3 separate regions of the Mus musculus genome follow, and all the other regions are linked to region 1. The links are chromatin loops, found by intact Hi-C in ENCODE. Cell type or tissue: heart. All regions are shown on one strand. Each heading gives the region's core, and the rest is flanking DNA. Links, peaks and the distances in the headings are about the cores only.

Region 1 (6,668 bases), core at 1,669-6,668:
TGTCTCAAAAATAAATAAACAAACAAGGAAGGTATGAGATTAGGTAATTAACTGATTTCAACTAGTCATTTTAAGCTGCAATGGCTTTGTCTGAAAACAGGAAATATCACCTGTGTTTCATAGATTGGTTTTTAACTCTCACATCCAAGAAATTCTGCTTCAGTTTCCCAAGTAGCTGGGGATACAGGCACACATCAGCATACTCAGACCTAACTGGAACTTCGATGTTCGAGGGTACTTAAATTGCGTGTATGCATCTGCATATCCATATCAAAATATAATCTCCATACATTTTCAACTACCAGTCATTGTTTTCCTCTTTTTTTGTTTTGTTTTGTTTTGTTTTTCGAGACAGGGTTTCTCTGTGTAGCCCTGGCTGTCCTGGAACTCACTTTGTAGACCAGGCTGGCCTCGAACTCAGAAATCTGCCTGCCTCTGCCTCCCAAGTGCTGGGATTTTTTTCCATTTTTAATTATACTTTTCATATAGATGACCCTACTACTTTATTTCCTTTTTTTCCCCCAGACAGTCTTGATTCCCAGCCCTGGCTGGCCTGAACTCACTATGTTGCTTATGCAGCTCTCAAACTTGTAGCAATCCTTCTGTCTCAGACTCTCAAGTGCTAGGATTACAAATATGGCCATCACATGTGGCTGTCTTTTTCTTTTCTTTGTTAAGACAAGGTGCCATGTAGACAAAGCTAGCCTCAACTGGAGATGTCTCCACTTATCTAGAGCTGAGATTAGAGGCATGCACAATGCCCAACTCTAATCCCATACATTAATTCTTTGATAACTAATACTGTTTCGCAGACAGCTGTTTTTTTGTTTTGGTTTGTTTGATTTGATGTTTTGTGATAGGGTTTCTCTGTGTAGATTTGACTGTCCTGGACATCATGCTGGCCTCAAACTCACAGAGTTGTGACTGCTTCTGTCTCCTGAGTGCTGGGATTAAAGGTATGAGCCACCACTGCCTGGCCACAACTGGTTTGTTGTTGTTGTTGTTGTTGTTGTTGTTGTTTTTCTGGCTTTTGTTTTGAGGCTGTCTCACTATGCAGCTTGGCTGGGACTAAAGGCATACACCATTTCTTCCAGCTTAATTACTATGTTTTCTTCCTAACTTATCATCAGTAACTTCCCTACTTTTAATCTTTCAATTCTATAAAGAATCCTGCAGTGAATGCGCTCATATGTTTTGTGCATGTAAGTAAGGATTTCTAAATCAATTTCTAGATCACAGACAGTATTTATGAAAAGTTCCTACATTAAGCCAGGTGTTGTGACTCATGCCTGCAATTCCAGCACTCGGGAGGTAGAGGAAGGAAGACCTCGAATTCCAAGGCTAACCTGTGAGGTATAGCAAATTCCAAGCTAATTTTGGCTCCGGGAAGAGAACCTGTGTTTGACAAGACTACCCTCCATGAGTTCAAGAGAATTCTGGCATATTTGTTGTCCTGTTTTAGGTCCCCTGGGAGAAGAAATGGGACAAAAAAAAGAAAATGCACAACAAATAAAGACCATTAGAAAAGGTACAGCCACCAGAGTCCCCCCAAACTCACCAGGATAGACCAGGAAGTCACCACCAAACTTCCCTGCTGCGCTGAGGAAGAAACCTCTCTCCCACAGGTCTCGGTAGATGCTGTAGCGCAGCTCGTGGGCAGGACGGCCAGCATGGGGCCAGTCTTTGGACTGCACACGCCAGTCCAGAGGCTTAGCTTTTACAGGCCGAGGCCTGGCAGTGGCCAGCTGGATAAGCAGGGCTGATCTGGGCAAGGGAGTCACCCCATTTGAAGGTCCTGGTTGGGGAGATGAAGAATCTAGGGATGGGGCTGGGAGCAAAAAGAATTTACTGAGTCCACAAGGTCTCCTTAGCGCCAGAAAAATCCAACTAAAATTCTCCAAAGTTTCCCTCCCTCCTGCCCCAAATTTTAACTCTAAATCCTAAAATCTCACCTGCTCCCTCCTGCTCCGCAGAAGGCTGGCCATCATCACTGGTCTCACTCCCTTGGGTAGCCTCACTTCCACCGGCTTCTTGGCCTCCTTCATCTGCCCCTGAATCCTGTTCCAGCTTCTGCTTCTTGGCAGCCTGGCCCTCTACGATCTTCTCTAGAAGCTCCTGACGCCGGGTCTCCCGGGCCTCGGCTGCCAAAGTGTTCTGATCCTGGAAACTCTGCTCTTGCTGGCGTTTGAACGATGCTAGGGCCTGAGAAGTAAACTTAACTGGAACCCCAAGACACATCCTGCAGTCCCTTAGGAAGACAGGAATTCTGACCAGTTTACAACCTTCCAACAGGCCCTCCCAGGCCTTCCCACTATCAGGGCCTTTCGTTTCTTACCAAGCCATGGTTGCGGGGGTCCGGGCGCGGGGCGCTGACTAGGGTCACCGCGCCTATCTCGGCCAGGAGCCGGGCTTCTTCAGGCAGCAGCAGAAGCGGAAGGCCCAGGCGCGAGTTCTGGCGGGGCCCGCGGGGCAGGGCGCCCACCGTGCGTCCCCCGACTCCCAGACGCTCCCGCAGCGCCTGCACGGCCTCGGCTCCCCACACCAGCGAGCGGCCATTTGCGACCTCCACCACCAGCATCTTCCTGCGGAGTGGGGGTGCGTCGCGGTCACCCAAACAGCCCCACCGACCCGACTGAAGTCTTCCACGCCCTCAGCGCAAGACCCCGCCCCTCACCCCCCAAGGGGCGGGGCTGGGGTTGCCACCTGCCCCCCCCCGCCCCCCAGCCAAGATCTACCCAGGGACCAGTTAAGACCACGCCCCTCACCCAGGTCCCACCGTTCCGCTCCCCCTCAGCTCCAGGTGACCATCTTCTCTGCCAAAGCGTACCACCATCTCTCGTCCCCTCAGAGAGACCTCCCGCCATAGTGGTGCACCGCCCTTTTTGCAAAGTGGGTGTCTTCTTATGCGTCCGTCAAATCTCAGAACCTCAATGTAGGGTGGTTTGCTCAAGCCACACCCTCTTCTAAATACTTGGAGCCCAGCCCCTCCCCTTTCGAAGTGCCCAGATTCGCCTTTCCCGCCTATTCTGAGTCGGACTTTAAAAGAAACCCAGTCCTGTCTTGCGCCAGCTGTTCGATGTTCCAGCATCCTAAATTCGGCTCAATCGGGAGTCCTGCCTACCCGAACGCAAGCGTTTCAGCCTTCGGAAGATCTCGACTCTATTCCCGAACGCATGCGGGAGATCTCGGCTCAGTAGAATCAGCCACCCCCTCTAAGTTGCAAAAGGTTCAGCATTCGACCCTAGCCAGATCCCATCGTTCTTCCAGCTGTGGCCCCGCCCACTTCCTACCCAATTTAAGGAGTTCACAATTACGATTGAATCCACAGTCGCACTCGAGGTGCAGTGTGCGTCGTGGCTCCCTTTCAATCTGTCGTACTGTCCTCAGGCAGAGGCAATAAGTCAACCCCTAGCCAACACCAACTCTCGGCTAAGGCGGAGCTGGCCCTACGTAGCGCGTCCTCCGTCATCCCGTCAGGTCAGCAAAGCGGAAAAGCCAAGAAAGCCCTCACTGCCACTCCGGTCTGCACAAATGGGACCTTGAGGGTCATTGCTCTGGCCTCGCCCCCAAATCCACCAGTCATGTCGGCCCCGCCCCTTCGCCGTTTTCCGGTCTTCTGTGGCTCCGCCTTCCTCCCTCAAGACTATTAGCTCAGCCTGTTAAGTCTACTGATTATTTCCAAAGTTAGGCCAAAACGGCTGCCCTCAATATCATTTGACCGTGACCTGAAAAAGCATTCAGCTATCTGAAGTAAGTCCAAATATGCGATCCCGCCCACACCCCGTGGTTCTTTGACTCTCGGACCCCGGCTGATTCCGACTATCTCCGAAGTAAGCCGAAGCATGCGGTCCCGCCTACTTCGTTCTGCGTTCTTGAGCCCGCCTAACACTACACAACGACTTTTGGACCCGATTATTTCCGAATCAAGCCGAAGTGTGTGGTCCCGCCTACATCCGGCCGAGTTTGTAAACGCATCTAATTCCGAGCCGTGACTTTGGAATTCGGCTATCCCCGAAGTAAGCCGAAGCTGTGGCACTCCATGCCGAGGGCTTGAATGACCGAGTGTGCCCGAAGGAATCCGAAGCTGAAAGTCTGTCTCTGAGCTCCAGGTCCCTCCTCCTCAAGTCTCAACGGGACTCGAAGATCTTGGCCCCGCCTCTCTGACCCGAAACCCCGCCCCTTCACGTACTGGCAGCTCTTTGCCCGGGGACCTCCTAGAAAGATCGCGACAGGCATCTTGCGGCAGACTGGTGTTCTGGGTACCTTTCTTGCGGTGCTGTAACTCGTACAGCCGCGGCTCTCGGGGCCTGGACCGCGCAGCCCTGCCGGCGCCCTCCAGAACGGGCAGTGCGGGGGCGTGCTGAGCTGGGGAGGCGTGGCGCGAGCCGAGGCGGCCTCGAAAAGGAGCTCCGCAGTCTTCTGGCCCACGGACGGTTCAGGTGGGCCCAGGTTGGGTTGCATGGCGGCGTCACGAAGATCGTAGGGTGGCGGGGTGCGGGGACAGCGCCCAGAGCGTGGCCGGGCTGGGTGGCGTAACCGCCTGTGGATCTGCCGAGGCAGAATCGGATACACGCTGGCCTTCGCTGCGCGGGGCTGGGCTACGAAAGGTGCTTGCAGATCGTACAGGGTCATTGCCTTCTCTCCGAGGTACGGGTTAAAGAGGAGCCCAGAGCTCAGAGCTTAGAAAACAGGATGCTAAATGCTGGGCTTCTCCGAGCTGGGCGGGAGTGGGAGTACTGGGTCCTGTAAGACGCAGAGGAAATTGGGGACCCAGAAGGGCTCCAATGTACTCAGGAGGGTGAGGATGATACAGATTCCTGGGCTCTCAGAGAAGAGGGGTGTTGTGAAGGATTGTTTTTCTGGCCGGAAGGTGTGGGTCATAAATGGAAGTAGAAGTACTTTTGATTTCAACATTGGCAAAGGGGTGGGGTGGGGGCTTAATTCTTGGGTCCTGGAAGGAGGAGTGAGCTGGAGGCCTGGGTTCTCAAAGGGGATTCTACTGTCTTCAAAAGAGGAAGGGACTGGAATACTGGTTCTCACTGTGAGTCCTTCCTCCCCCAGACCATGACACCCGAAGAATGGACATATCTAATGGTCCTTCTTATCTCCATCCCTGTTGGCTTCCTCTTTAAGAAAGCTGGTGAGTCAGGTTCCTTGTCTAGTGGAAAATTAGGGTGAGGGAGCTGGGGTGGGGAATCACCCCTCCCGAAGGTTCTAGGCTTATACTTTACCTTTTCCTTTCAGGACCTGGGCTGAAGAGATGGGGGGCAGCAGCTGTGGGCCTGGGGCTCACCTTATTCACCTGTGGCCCCCACAGTTTGCATTCTCTGATCACCATCTTGGGAACCTGGGCCCTCATTCAGGCCCAGCCCTGGTGAGAACTAGGTGGTGAGAAAGGAAGAAGGATGCAGAGAAGCAGCAGTCTGTTTCCTCTTCGAGTCTTCTATTTCTTCTCCTTTAATCTTACTGTGTGTCGCTATGCCTTGGCCATCTTTCTTCCCACCTTGTGTCTTTGCCCCAGTCCTCAGTATCCATGTGGCAGACTGACTTCCATAGTCCAGTCAGGCTGAGCTCTGGCTGAAGTGCCTTCCTTCTTCCAGAAGCTTCTCTTAATGCCGGTCATTCTTTTCTTATCTCTGGCTGTGCCTCTTCTGTCTCTGTTACTCACCAGTCTTCTCACCTCTTCTTCTCTGTCTGAATGTGGGCAGGGGCGGGGGTGGGTATCTCAGGAGAAGGAAACAGAGGCTAAGGTCCCTGTACCCAACATTATGACTTCCCACCTCTGTCCTAGCTCCTGCCATGCCCTGGCTCTTGCCTGGACCTTCTCCTATCTCCTCTTCTTCCGAGCCCTCAGCCTGCTGGGCCTGCCCACTCCCACGCCCTTCACCAATGCTGTCCAGCTGCTGTTGACACTGAAGGTGAGACTTGGCGAACACTACTTCTTTTAGTCTCCCTGGGAGCTGGGGAGCCTCCTTGCTTTCTCCTCCCAGACTTTCTCATAGTAGGGGGAGGGCTGTGGAGTTTTATCTTTCACAAACCCTAAGCTTGGGACTTCATTTCTCCCTGGGGACAGAGTTCACCTCCCACATCCTCTGGAGCAAGTCTTCACCTCTCCACTCATTGCAGGATAAGGAGATAACCTGAGTGCTCTATCACAAGCCATTTGGCACACCTAGAATCTTCCTCCCCAGTGTGTTTTGCTAACATGCTCTTCTTGAGTCTGTAGCAAACCGTCCTCCAAGGAGGAAAATTACTCTATAGAGAAGGTATCCGGCCCAAGGGCTCAAAGCTGGGACAAAGTGCAGGTTTGGTTTTTCATTTTTGAAACAGAGGCTCGTGTAGCACCCTATGTTGGTCTCAAACAAAGAAGACACTGAACTTTTGATTCTGCCTCCAGCTCCCGAGTGCCAGAATTGTAGGCTTGCACCACTGTGCTTGGTTTATTATGGTTCTGGGGACTCGAGCCAAGGACCTCAACACACTAGGCAAGCACTTGACCAAATGAACTACATTCTTAGCCATGGGTCTGAATCTTAATCACCTAAGAAAAGGGCAAGAAGTGAGTGGTCCTCAGTGCCTAGCCCAGACTACAACAGTCGTGAGCTCTTGCTATGTTCTAGGCTCCAGCAACGTAGCCATGGACAGTCCAGCCAGGTGGAGAACTGGTT
Region 2 (6,668 bases), core at 590-5,589, 440 kb before region 1:
ACAAACAAACAAAAAAGACAAGCTAGTTGTGGTGGTGTACATTCAGGCAACTGAGGCAGAAGAGAAGCCTAAAGTCAACTTGGGCTATATAGAGAACCGTGACTCAAAAAGAAAAGCAAAAACCCAGATTTTAATAAAGTCTACACACAGCTATGGGGTAAGTAGGTAATGTACTCCAGTAAGTACCATGAACGAATACAAGGAAGAGAAAAGGAAAAGCAGGATGACGACTTAAAAGGCAATGGGAGGCTCTCTTGAAGGTGTTCGCTGGGCAGCAAGGAACCTTGAAGTGAGCTGCAGAGAGCAAAGCATAGGGGACTAGGACATGCTAATGTCCTGGGGTCTGGAGGCAGTGGAAATGTCAGCATCAACAGTGGAAAGGACCAGAATGGATATGCCAGATCTTATGAGACCTAAGCAGGAATCTGGCAGTTTTGTCAGGGGCTGCTGTCTGTCTTCACCCCAACCAACCATTTGCCCACCCTGACAGAAGGCTCCCACCCTGCAGCCAGGTCCTCACCATGGGGTAGTAGTAGCTATACGGATAGGCATAGTTGTACTGCTGGTACCACTGGTAGTATTGTTGCTGCTGCTGCTGCAAAGCAGAGGCTTCTGCCTGAGAGACGTACTGCAGAAAAAGGAGTGTCCATCAGTACCAGCCACAGGAGCCCATGGGCACTACACTACCAAGAGGGTAGGCCTTCACTGCAGAGCAACTGCAGAAGGGTGCAGACTCTGTACAGTAAGACTAGACATCTTAAAAGATGGGGACGATCATCCTTAAGATCACTCAGGCCCAGGTTGACCCAAAGGAGTTAACTTTCCCCCTTCATTACATTTAGTTAACAGGAAAACATGCTTACAGCCCCCCTATGGCACTCCCCTCTATGGAAGCCAGCATCCTTCCCACCCTTCTCTCGGCAACGGCCCCAGCCCAGCACTGTAGTTCCCAAATCCTCCATGCCATTCTCACTTGTGCACTGGCCACAGGACCACTGCTGCTGGCTTTGGAACTGCTGGTAGCCCCTGCTTTGCTGATGCTGGCCAGGGCCTGGCGGGCCTTCTCCCACTCTGGGTTCTCGTGCATAGGAGTCTCCATGCCATTTTCTCTGCTGTTCCCAGTCACCATGCTGTACTGAGAAGACCTGCAACAACGAAGCACAGTTATGGTCTCCCCTATCTATACACAGGTAGACAAAGTTGGGGAAAAGTAAACCCAAGGCTTGCATTCTAGAGCTAAACTCCCTACTCACCACAGCCCAAGCTGAAGGTGGCACATAGCATGTGCCAAGCAAACAGAAAGCTAACCAGTATGTACATAATTCTATACATGACCTACGACTTTAGGAGAACTCAGGTTTTTTACAAGCCAGTGAATTCTGACATGGCCAACAATGAAAAAAAAATTTAAAAAAAGAAAAGGGAAGGATCAGAAAGATATTAAGAGGGGGCTGGAGAGGTGGCTCAGTGCTTAAGAACATTTAGCAGTCTTGCAGATATCACTAAGCTCTGTTCCCAGCACCCATGTCGGATGGCTCAGAGCCACCTCTAACTCCAGCTCCAAGGGATCTGAGGCTTCTTCTGACCTTGACGAACATGGGTGACACACACTCACTCACACCCACATAAGCTCACATACATTAAAGGAAAGCTCAAAGGGGAAGCTTGCCCCTCCATCCTAGCCCCCACAATGAGCATTTTTCCCCCAAGCTGTGCAAGGACCCGTTGTGTCTTGTTCCTCTTGCAATGGGCTGTGTTCCCTTAGCCCTACTAACCAGTCTGCAGCACGCTGATCACCCACGTTGGCCGCCATCTGGACCTTGGGGTGTAGGGAATAGACCTCGGGAGCCAGGCTGCTTTTTAAATGTCTATAAGAAAAGAGATCAATTAGCCCCAAGAGAAGATAGGCTAGAAAGAGAGGGTATCTCATAGAAGGGAACACTGGCAAAGAATGGAAAGGAAAGCAAGTGTGGTGGCTCATGACCATAATGCCAGCAATCTTTTGGGAGTTCCAATACCCATCTGGGCTACAAGTTACAGTCCTGTCTCAAAAACAAACAGCTTAAAGAATCAGAATCAGTTCCTAGTGTGGAGTGAAGAGACCTGAGCATGAAAGGAAACACCTCCCTTGGAGGCCGAGACTAGCCTGTAGGATATGAAAATGAAAGACAAAGAAGCTGAGACTTGCATTACGAGTGTGGCTGTGAGGGAGACCTGACTCAAGTGGTGGATGCAGAAACCTCAGTCCTGGATAGGAAATCTAAAGATACTTCTACTACAGCAAGAGGAAGGCTCTCCAGTGACTGAAGTACTAGCTACAAAGAAGTTTGGGGAGAGGGAAGCCTTTGGGGATACTCTGAGGAGGAAGGAATTGAGACTGGGAGAACACTGGAGAATAGAGCAAAGTTTTCAAAGAAAAAGGTAAAGTATGGATATCCCGCTGAGCAGCCAGGTGAAGGTGCAGGAGACTCCTTCCTGTGAAGTCACTGCCTGGCAGCACCTACCAGACTCAGATCAATTACAGTCTCCAGACTTGTATGGGATGTTCCTAGGAGTGGGAGTTGGTTTGGGAGCAAACAAGTGGCAATTACTCAAGTAAGGTGTCTGCAGATAACAGAGGCCCACAACATTCTTAAACTATTAGGGGTGGGGTGGATAGTACCATAAGAAATAGGATGGGTTGAGCACCGTGCCAACAGGGCTGGAGCGGTCCAAACAACAGGATTTACAGAAAAGAAGCCTATTGGAGAAACTGAAACCCTTATAGGAAGCCTAAGGGGCACTGACAGGTCTCAAAGGCCTTTAAAAAACCCAATCCGTTGGGTGGTATCAAGGGGTCCTAACTAGGGATGCACAAAAGAGAGCCTCGTGTTCGTAACTGGTATTAGGAGTAAGGGGTCTGATTTACAGACGAGAACAACACGGACTGTAAGCTCAGAAGCACCTGGCTGTCCCGCAGGCATGGAGTCCACGACGCTAGGTGGAGGTTGAGGCCGCCCTGAACACAAGCGACCTCCCTTGTCCCCCGCGACCAGCCACCGGCCGGGCCGCGCTTGCGCACCACGCTGCGAGGGTGGCCTCTCTGGGTTGCCCTAGGCAACAGGAAGGCCAGCGTAACAGCGGGTCAATGGAGCCCGCAAGGGGTGCGTCTAGGGCACTAGGGACCGCAGGGTTCCCAGGGCCAGTAGCAGAGCGGACGCGGACGCGCACGCGCACGTAGGGGAGCCGCCCCCTCCCCCCCCCAGCGTACACCCGGCGCGCATGCGCAGAGGCGCTCCGGCGGCCACACCCTTCAAAGACGCAGGGCGCGGCGTCGGTTGGCCTTACCAAACAGGCCAGGGCTCGCGGAGCGCGGAGCCCGAAGGCGTCCCTGTGCTCGCCCGCCAGGCCTCCCACTACTACCCACACTCACTAGGACCGCTCGCTCCCGGGACTCGTTACCGGCGGTCCAAGGCAGCTTCAAGACAACCAAGACAGCGCTCAGTCACCGGCTGGCTCTAGTCTGGGGCTCGAACGTCCTGACCGTGGCGTGATGACGTTACCCGGACGTCTGTCCCCGCCCTGTGTCGCGCACAGCCAATAGACGTCACCGCTCGGCTTGAACCGCCCACCACACGTCTCGCGAACGCAGTCGCGTGTTGGCGTTTGTCAGCAAGCCGGAAGCTGGCCCTAGACGGTGGCCCCGTGGGGACAAGTACCTCCCAGCCTCTCGTGCGCGCTCACAACAGCTTAGTTTTGACTCAGCAGTCAATAGTCTCTCAGATGTAACGCATAGGGACAGGAGTTGTGAGGCTGCGCACTGCGCTAGGACGATTTAAAATAAATGAATATATAAGCGGGTGGAGGGAAATGGGATAAGGTGAATCCTCCCTTGGAAGGTTTATTTAGTGAGTAAAATTGGAAAGGCGCACCTGGCGTAGGGAACAGCGAGTGCGAACCAAAGGAAGCGGGAAACGCGTCGCTTGAGGAATGGGAGTAGCCACTGGACTGTGACGCTGGAAAGGTACCTTGTAGGGTGTTGGGATGGTGAGATCTGCTCGGAGTGGCAGCTAGCAGAACTGTATCTTTTAGGATCAGGATGGCCCTGGAACTCAGAAACCCGCCTCCCTCTTAATGGGATTAAGGTGTGGGCCGCCACTTAAAGCTCACTGTTTACAGTAGGAGTGATTGAATTATGCAGCCCAACTTGGGATCTCCCGTTAAAATAATTGATAAGACTACCTTCTTATCAATTATTGTTCATCAATTGACCAGTTTCCAGTCTCACATTGTACAAGCAACTTTTGGTAATTAAACAACACTTGGATAACTCTGTATCATTTGCTAGTGTTAGCTTGGTAGGTTTCTTCCCATCTCTTTTTTATAATGAACTTTTATTTTAGAATAAATTTTAAGTTTACAGAAATTACAAAAGTAATACAGGAATTGGGCACACTATGCCCAGTTTCCCCTATTGCTAGATTCCACACCTCAAATTCATTTGTTAAAAGTAAGAAATTGACATTGCTCTAATATTCTGAACTAAGCCGCAGATGTGGGCGCTTTTTCTCACTAATGTTTCCGGTGCGCCATAGCGTAACCCAGAGCATCATGTTGCATTTGTCTTGCTTTTTTACCCATCCTGTCAAGAGCTGTTTATTGGGTTTATGATGCCCATTTGCTTTACCACACAACTGAGGTTCAAAAAAACAAAACAAAAAGCCAAACCAAACTAAACCAAACCAAAACAACAACAACAACAACAAAAAAAAAAAAAAAAAAACTGGGCAGTGGTGGCCCACGCCTTTAATCCCAGCACTTGGGAGGAAGAGGCAGGTGGGTTTCTGAGTTCGAGGCCAGCCTTGTCTACAGAGTGAGTTCCAGGACAGCCAGGGCTACACAGAGAAACCCTGTCTTGAAAAACCAAAAAAAGAGGTTCAGTGAGTCAAATAACTTGCTTACATTAACACTGAGGTGCCAGGACTAGGACCCATAGGAATCCAAACCAGCATTGTGCAAGAACCAGGGATACCCCTGGTGCTTCTGTAGTCACTTGAGGACCCTGCTCTGCCATCTCCCCTACAGAGCTGCTGGTCTTTGGGAAGAGTCCCACTGTGGCAGATTAGTTTTGTCTCCAGCGTTTAACTGAGCCAGGGGTTGCTTGTTTATTTCTTTCTGGAAGCTGGTCCCTCAAAGGATTACCAGGATAAGAGATGCAGTTTTTATCCTCTCACATGTAAGCATATTTATGTTTGTTTATTTGTTTTGTTTATTATTATTTTCACATAGCTGGTGATTCACAGTCTCTGGGCAGCATATTTAGAGAACCTGTTCCCTGGGCCTCCAGACCAGCACCAGCCCACACTCCACTCTAAATCCCACAACAAATAGGTACTCGAAAGGGGAAAGTAGCACATTGTGTTTGCTAATCATTAGAATTTGAACACTTTAGTTGGGTGTGGTGATACACGCCGTCACACGCCGTTAATCTCCTCACTAGGGAGGCAGAGGCTGAGGCAGGCTCTTCTCTGTGAGTTCAAGGCCAGCCTGGTCTACAAAGAGAGTTCCAGGACAGCCCAGGGCTGTTTCACAGAGAAACCCTGTCTCCAAAACAACAACAACAAAGACAAAAAAGACAATTTTATCCATTTGTTTTGGGGTTTTTGTTTTTCTCAGTTACTTATTATTAAATTGAGGTCTTTTTTGTTAGATAATAGAAGCTTTTTGAATTATGTTTATGTATTAACCACGTTTTTCTTTGCCATGTATGCTATTTGTTTTTTAAACAAATGAGAACTACATACATATTGTTCCCCAGACAATAAATTTCCCTTTTGACTCTGCCATGTTTGTTTTTACTTGATAACTTATTGAGTGCCTCATCTTTTCCTGCCTGGATTTATAATATCTTCCTTAAACCTTCCCCCTTCATATCACCCTGGTGGCACTACAAGCAAATATTCTACTTTCTCTTCGAAGACTTCTGTCCCTATTCTGATACAAGCGTTGGTTTTCTGGAGTCTTGTGCTGGGTGTGAGCTGCTAGGAAGCAAGTTGATTCCACGCCTTTCCTAAACCCAGCAGGCTTTGTACATTCCACGGGACTGGAAGCTTGACTGTTCCTGTGGCTGCACGCCTGTTTAGATTTAGTGCTAGGCTTATTCTCTTCCGGTATCTGCTTCTTCCCCCTTGTCAGGATTCACATGTTACTTATAGAAGCAATGCAGTGCTGAGCCTGGACAAGAGGAGAGTTGCCTTTCAACCACCAGAGGAGGAGTGTCCCTAGCCCAGTCAGGACTTCCTTCTCTCAGTAGTTGGGGTGGATAAGAAGGACCTAGCTGCTTGTAAAATAAAGCCTTCCCTTTTATTTCAAATCAGCCCTCTTCCAAGTTAGTGCCATAGGTTGAGATCGCTGGGGTATGGCAGGAAACAGGGACGTGCCTGTACCTGCCTCCAGCTTCATCCCTCCAAGGACAGGACTGGCAGCCAGAGGTGAGGAACACCAGGCTGTATAGGTCAGCCCCCTTCCCAGCCACCCCTGGTCCCTGTTGTGCCACCTCAGCAATCCCCTGTGCTAAGGAGAAATGGGGATGGGGGGGTGGGTGTTAGGGCCAGAGCAGGTTGCCATCCTAAGTGAGATGTCCATAGCCAGCAGTGTTAGTGGTCAGAGCCCAGTCAAGGTCAGGTTAG
Region 3 (6,668 bases), core at 696-5,695, 1.1 Mb before region 1:
CACCAAACCATGTCTCTCATTCTATTTTTAATGCAAAAAGGTGGTGGTGGAGGAGGGGGAGCTGGAATGATGGCTCCGTGGTGAAGAGGACTTGAGTTCAATTCCCAGTACGCACATGGTAGCTCATAGCAGTCTGCTAACTCTGGTTCCAGCGGATCTGAACCCTTTGACCTCCACAGGTACCAAGCACATTACGTGGTACACATGAATATAGGCAAAACCCTCATATATGTAAAAGTAAATCTTTTAAAATACCTTAGCCTGGGGAGAGAGTTCACAGGATAGTGTACTTGCCACACAAGGGTGAGGATCTCAGTTCAGATCCCCACAAGCCTTATAAATGTGCTTAAGTACTCACACTGTTGTTAGGTCGCAAAGAGATCCAGAAGATGTCTCACCCACCCCTACCTCTCCTCCAGCCTGTCATCTCTATGTAAGTACCATTTTGGATACAAGCCACTTTGCTCTCTTGGTCCATGACTCCTCTCTTGCCAGGATCCATACACACATCAAACGCACAATTTTCACATGTACTGTTTTTGTGAGCATGTGTGGGCATGTGAAGCAATGTGCATGCAGAGGTTGGAGAATAGCCTGCAGGAGTTGCTTCTCTCCTACATATGCTTTCCAGGGATAGAATTCAGGTCCTCAGGCTTGGAGCCAAGCTCCCTTACTTATTTCCTGAGCCATCTTGCCAGCCCAAATATTTTAAGTTTGAAAGATTGCTGTTATAAGTCCTGGGTCACCTGAGACTACACAGAGAAATCCTATCTTAAAAACAAACAAATTGCTGTAGTTCTGCATTGGAATAATTCATTCTCATCCTATCTCTTGGGCACCCAGTTCCTTAATCTTATTTTGGGAGGAAAGTCTGTATGAATGCACAACGTTTAAACATGCGGGTTGAGGAGATGGCTCAAGAACAGGATGACTTGGGTTGTTTGGTTTTTTCTTGGTTTTTCGAGACAGGGTTTCTTTGTGTAGCCCTGGCTGTCCTGGAACTCACTCTGTAGACCAGGCTGGCCTCCAACTCAGAAATCTGCCTGCCTCTGCCTCCAAAGTGCTGGGATTAAAGGCGTGCAGCACCACGCCCGGCTTTAGGACAGTTTTGCATGTACAGAAAAATTGTGAAAGTTGCTAGGTACACTCAGCCCATACTAGTCTGAGACACAATTTAAAAACAATTTTGTTTATAGATTGCATTCCTACAGTTGGATCTCTGTATATGCTCAGTATAGGTAAGGCAAGGACTGGGGATAGGCTGTACAGTACAGATTAACTCAGCTGAGCTGGCTCAAACACTGCTCATGCCAAAAAGACTTGTCCTGGAGAGATCTGAGGCCTTGGATTGTCCTGCTGGTAAATGTTATCCATCTGCCTGATTAATGATTATCACTATCAATTTGACTTCTGGGGAGGGAAACTCCTTTGTGTGTGTGCTCTCTGCCTACCAACCGGCTCCCAACCCTAAGCAACTCTGGTATTTTGATGTATTATACACAGATGCTGGGAACTATTTCCTATGGGATTCCATCGGGGTCAGTGGTGAAGTTAATAGAAACTGGAAGAAACGCTATTGAAGAGGATCTGTCTCTTGCTCGTTCCGTGACAAGCATTTACCGAGCACCTCTTTGGATGCAGTGCAGAAGTTACAAGGTTGGTTCCCTCATGTTTCATATATATGAAACACACACAAACGTACATACATATTTGTGTATCTGTGAGAATGTGCATGTGAACAGAAGTGCCTGTGGAGCCCAATGGCAATGATTCTCTGGAGTTACAGAAGCCTGACATGGGTTCTTGGGAAAGAAACTGGGTCCTTTGCAGGAGCAAGTGGTCTTTACTAAGCCATCCCTCCAAGTGCTCATGAGCATTCTAAGTGTGCAGGCTGTGGTTGAACTAATTAGTAAACAGATCAACAAGGAAATGCAAGTGGGCCTCCTGACCAATTCTAGTTGCACAAAAACCTACCTCCATTCCCAAAGACTTACAGCTGAGCCTGCTCAGCCATGCAAGGAAACACAGGGAGGCACGCCAAGTAACCTACAGGACATTAAACCTGGTGGAAAAGACTCATTTTTTCTTTCCGGTTTTTCGAGACAGGGTTTCTCTGTATAGCCCTGGCTGTCCTGGAAAAAGACTGATTTTTATGTGATGGTGCAAACTGTATTCCCAACAGAGGCAGCCTGTTATACTACACTGCTATGCAGGCCAGTGAGGGAAGGGACAGCAGGGTTCAAATCCTCAGCACCCACAGGAGAAAGCCAGTCATAGCGGAGATCGGGATCAGCATACGCCTTTAATCCCAGGAGACAGGAGGATCCGAGTTCCAGGCCAGCCTGGTCTGCATAGTGAGTTTCAGGACAGCCAGGGCAACAGACACTGAACCTGTCTCATTAAAATCGATAAAAATTAAGCTCAATAGTGGCAGCATATGCCTTAAATCCCAGCACAAGAGCCAGTTCCAGGACAGGCAGAGTTACACTGAGAAAACAAAAAATTGTTTACAAAGCTAGTCATGGACTAACAAGATAGTTTAGTGAAAGCAGGGCGTGGTGGCACACACCTTTAATCCCAGCACTTGGGAGGTAGAGGCAGGTGGATTTCTGAGTTGGAGGCCAGCCTGGTCCACAAAGTGAGTTCCAGGACAGTCAGGGCTACACAGAGAAACCCTGTCTCGAAAAACAAAAAAAAGCTTAGTAAAAGGAGCTTGCCCTCAAGGCTGGCAACCTGAGTTTGACCTCCAGAATCCACCTAAAAGTATAGGAATAAAACCATGTATTGTCCTCTGACCTCCCCATGTGCAAACTGATTCATGGACAACAGAGCCAGATGCTGCCACACAGCTGTACTGTACTCCCAGCACAAAGGTGGGCAGAGACAAGCTGGGGGTTGCTGACTTCCGAGCCTAAATCCAATTCAATGGGACTGTCTTAAAAGGAACAATCAGGACACCATCCTCCTCTGACCTCCTGCATGTACCACATTGGCTTTTTTACATTCATTTGAGTCCTAAGTCTGCATGTACACCTGTGTGCCAGAAGAGGGCATCAGATCCCATTATAGATGGTGTGATCCAAAGCTGAATACTGAGAAATGAGGTCAGAACTCTCTGGAAGAGCAGCCAGTGCTTAACTGCTGAGCCTTCCCTCTAGCCCCTACACATGCTTTTTCAAAGAGGGTGAATTCACCTTATTTACACCCCAATAAAAATGAGTATAAGTTAAAAAAAATATTTTCCCGTCGATAGGTCAACAGGGTGGACTGCTGCCAAGAACGCTATGCTCACCAGCATCTCAAAACATAAGGGTCTCAGTTCACTTCAGTGAGCTGAGCCAGGGTCTATCAGTGGGGAGAGAGGTGCCATGAGTTAAACTTGGGTTAAAAATAGTTCAAGGGGGGGCTGGCAAGATGGCTCAGTGGTTAAGAGCGTCGACTGCTCTTCCGAAGGTTGTGAGTTCAAATCCCAGCAACCACATGGTGGCTCATAACCATCCATAACGAAATCTGATCCCCTCTTCTGGAGTATCTGAGGACAGCTACAGTGTACTTACATATAATAAATAAATCTTTAAAAAAAAAAATAGTTCAAGGGGCTGGAAATGGCAACAGTTAAGAGCAATGACTGCTCTTTCGAAGGTCCTGAGTTCAAATCCCAGCAACCACATGATGGCTCATAGCCATCCATAATGAGATCTGATGCCCTCCTTTGGTGTGTCTGAAGACAGGTACAGAGTACTTACATATAATAAAATCTTAAAAAAAAAAAAAAAAAAGAAAAGAAAATAGTTCAAGTCGGACTGGAATGGACAATGATCCAGTTGGGACCAAAGCCCAGGCAGCACTTTGGCCTGAGTTGTGTAGCAGCGACAAAAATCCAGCAAAAATGGTATGGGTACTATTTTGCATGTGAGCCTCAAGTTTTCCAGGAAATGCTAGTACTGGCTGGAAGGGGCAAGAAATGGCCACTGAGTCCCTCAGTACACCTGTATACTCACTTTACTTACCCACCCACCCAGATAGACTTACAATGGCTGATTTCTGAGATGTGGTCGTCTCTATAGCCCTGGGTATTCTCGGAGTTGCTTTATAAACAAGGCTGGCCTTAGTCACCTGCTTCAGCCTACCAGAATGCTGAGATTACAAATATAAAGGACATGCATTTGGTAAACACTAGACTTTGTTGACATTTTCTAAGGTCAGCAATTCACACTGAAATTCTACTGCAGCAGCACAAAGTCCCAGCTGACACCCACCAGAATGTTTCCTTCAGGAGTATCACTGTTTCACACATCAGAGCATCTGATAACTGAAGACTTCACTCTGAAACCGGGTATTGAACCTCCCATTTCCTTCTTATAAGGAGGCTTGTCAACTGAAGGGTGGGGGCCTTATCTGGGTCAGTGGACTAAGACCTGGTGAGACAGCCTCAAGCTCAGGATATCTGACAGTGTCAGCAGCTAAGAACCCTGAAGTCATTTACCCTCACTCCTGTTTCCACAGGAATCAACTGAATGTCCTGCACAAGCCGCTCTCACTCCTGTTGGTACCCAGATGGCCCTGAACAGCTTCTATCCCCAACAACCCTCACTCCAGATGAACAAGTTCTAATAGCTTTGATAGCACAACTAAAGACAGCGCAGAGCCACAGCTCAATGAGCACAAAACATTTTGGAGGCCTAATGGAAGTCAGTGGACTCTTTATTGCTTCGGGCGTGTGGGGCTCAGGAGCTCTTGGTGGGGCGGGTCCGTTTCCTCTTCACCACCACAGGCTTCTGGCTTCGAAGGATGGCACTGGCCCTGCGGATGGCCGCCTGAGGACAGGACAAGGAACTTAGCTCACAAACTCAAAAGACACTCCCATTTACTGCTGCTTGTTTCCTAGGACTCCGGGGAGGCAGGGTGTGTGTGTGTGTGTGTGTGTGTGTGAGTGATCAAAAGTCCCGAGTCTAGCTCCAGCTAGGCAGAGCCAAGCACCCAGGCCTGCATGCAGCCCCTCAGGTTTAGTACCAGCTGCCCCCCTGCCTTAAGTACCCATCCATTACTCACCATACGCAGATCAGGGCGGTACTTGTTCTTTCGGATCATGTGTCTGATGCTGCTGAGGGTAGCCCGAGCATTCTTGTTGATGGTGGTCCTCACATAAGAAGTGGCAGGTTTTCGCTGACCTGGTAAGGAAAGCCTAGGAATCAGTCCATCTGCATGAGCCCTTCAGAGCATCTGCCTGATGGAACACAGAGCCTCTCTGAAGACCATGCTCACCCCATCTTCCCTCCAGCCCATTCAGTACATCCCTTAGGTGACTGTCACAGGTAAGTCTTAAAGCCCGGGAAAATCCCATCCCTCTTTAGGAACCTCCCAGATACAGGAGGGACATAGCGCATGCACTTAATCCAAGCACTCAGGAAGCAGAGGCAGGTGGATCTCTGAGTTCTAGACCAACCTGATGTAGAGTTCCAGGACATTGAGGTCTACATAGAGAAACTGTACTTAAGTTTCTCTCTACACTTCTTAATTTAAAGATCACCTTACACAGCCGGGAAGTCAGAGGAAGGGCAGTTCTGGACCCTGGAAAAAGGGAGCGCTATCGTGTGCAAAGGCTCACCGGATCTGCGTTTCATAACTACCACGACCCCTTTGCCATCGGCGGCCGGCTCCACTCCGACGGTCTTGCGGTGAATTAGCCCGTTGTAGCGGAAGGAGTTTCGGGCTTTCAGATTATTTGGCTCCTGGGGAATAGGTGTACACGATGTTAAGTTAAGGCCCGGAGGCTCCGATACGCAAAAGAGCCACAGTGCCCCTCACACGCGGGCCCGACTCACCGTGCTGTACGTCTGCTTATTCCTCTTGATCAAGAAACTGGAGCAGTTCCGGACGACCATCCACTGCAGATGCGCGGACATGGCGGCGGCTGGGGAGAAGCCGGGGGGGGGGGGGGTGTGAAAGATGTCAGAAAGAAGCAGGCCGTGGACAGGCGGCTGGGTAAGCGGCAGCACCGTTGGGAAAAAGCGAGCAAGAGCTTTACACGGCCGAGGAAAGGGTGAGCAAAGGAGGCAGGCCGAGCTAACACCGCGGAGACTTAGAAGGGGGAAGGGACGCTGAGGCCCCACTTCCGGTGGGGAATGAGGGCAGCGAATGGTGCTTGGGTACAAGGAGAGAAAGCCCAGGCAGGAGACCGAGGCCGTGGGAGCGAGATGGCGGCCACGCGGGACGGACAGAGGCCTCACACTCACCTCCTCTCCCTATGGCGGCCGGAGACGGAAAGAGAGACACGAGAGGCGGGACGACACCTTTAAAATGGCAACGCATTTCCGCTTCCTCCCGTGGCGCGCCTGAACTCGGCTACCCAGCTTCCTCTGGGCCTTGGGTTCCGCCTCCGAGTCTTTTTGACTCGGGAACCTTCGGAGCTCTTCGTCTGAAGGTCCCGGCGAGTTCTCGCGGTGCGTACCGTGATGAGGCGCCGGGGTGGGGTAGGAAGTTTTCGGAACTCGGTGACTCGGTTTTCGTGAGGATCCAAAAGCAGAGAGAGTTCCTAGAGCTATGTTCCCATCGCATCACCCTGATCTGTTCAGTCTGCACTTAGCGCATGGTGGGCACTAATACATATTTTGAAAAAAAAAAACGGTTTTGCGCCCTTGTCTAGTAGATTTCGAGGTGGGATCCTC

What was found. Peaks named below come from ENCODE experiments on the same cell type or tissue, not always from the same donor. Only the 100,000 strongest peaks of a DNase experiment are listed, where the experiment ranks them.
Region 2: a loop joins it to region 1, with 4 times the contacts of the local background. A loop is called at or near these places in 17 of 42 quality-filtered maps.
Region 3: it touches region 1 in a loop (4-fold over the local background); 2 of 42 quality-filtered maps call a loop at or near these places.

What each region holds. Positions count from the first base shown.
Region 1 is chr7:3,690,512-3,697,179 of GRCm38, reverse strand. It overlaps Mboat7 (membrane bound O-acyltransferase domain containing 7), which reads left to right and starts at 4,194. Exons shown (of 8, transcript NM_029934.4): 1 at 4,194-4,439; 2 at 5,062-5,140; 3 at 5,245-5,374; 4 at 5,792-5,918. The coding sequence starts at 5,065. It overlaps Tsen34 (tRNA splicing endonuclease subunit 34), which reads right to left and starts at 3,570. Exons shown (of 5, transcript NM_001164204.1): 1 at 3,291-3,570; 2 at 2,336-2,582; 3 at 1,953-2,202; 4 at 1,559-1,828. The coding sequence starts at 2,578. In heart, for the core only: a CTCF peak has its summit at 4,279; DNase peaks (open chromatin) are centred at 2,089, 2,879, 3,569 and 4,039; H3K4me3 peaks cover 4,195 bases; H3K27ac peaks cover 3,193 bases.
Region 2 is chr7:4,133,896-4,140,563 of GRCm38, reverse strand. It overlaps Ttyh1 (tweety family member 1), which reads right to left. Exons shown (of 14, transcript NM_021324.6): 14 at 5,157-6,668. Leng8 (leukocyte receptor cluster (LRC) member 8) reads right to left here and starts at 3,084. Exons shown (of 16, transcript NM_001374609.1): 1 at 2,945-3,084; 2 at 1,776-1,868; 3 at 974-1,145; 4 at 521-628. The coding sequence starts at 1,813. D030047H15Rik (RIKEN cDNA D030047H15 gene) reads left to right here and starts at 3,638. Exons shown (of 3, transcript NR_033548.1): 1 at 3,638-4,003. In heart, for the core only: no CTCF peak of the experiment used is centred there; a DNase peak (open chromatin) is centred at 3,593; H3K4me3 peaks cover 2,558 bases; H3K27ac peaks cover 1,520 bases.
Region 3 is chr7:4,792,567-4,799,234 of GRCm38, reverse strand. Rpl28 (ribosomal protein L28) reads right to left here and starts at 6,270. Exons shown (of 5, transcript NM_009081.2): 1 at 6,237-6,270; 2 at 5,826-5,914; 3 at 5,609-5,732; 4 at 5,053-5,171; 5 at 4,688-4,817. The coding sequence starts at 5,906. The coding sequence ends at 4,728. In heart, for the core only: a CTCF peak has its summit at 3,034 (motif pointing right); no DNase peak of the experiment used is centred there; H3K4me3 peaks cover 1,284 bases; H3K27ac peaks cover 820 bases.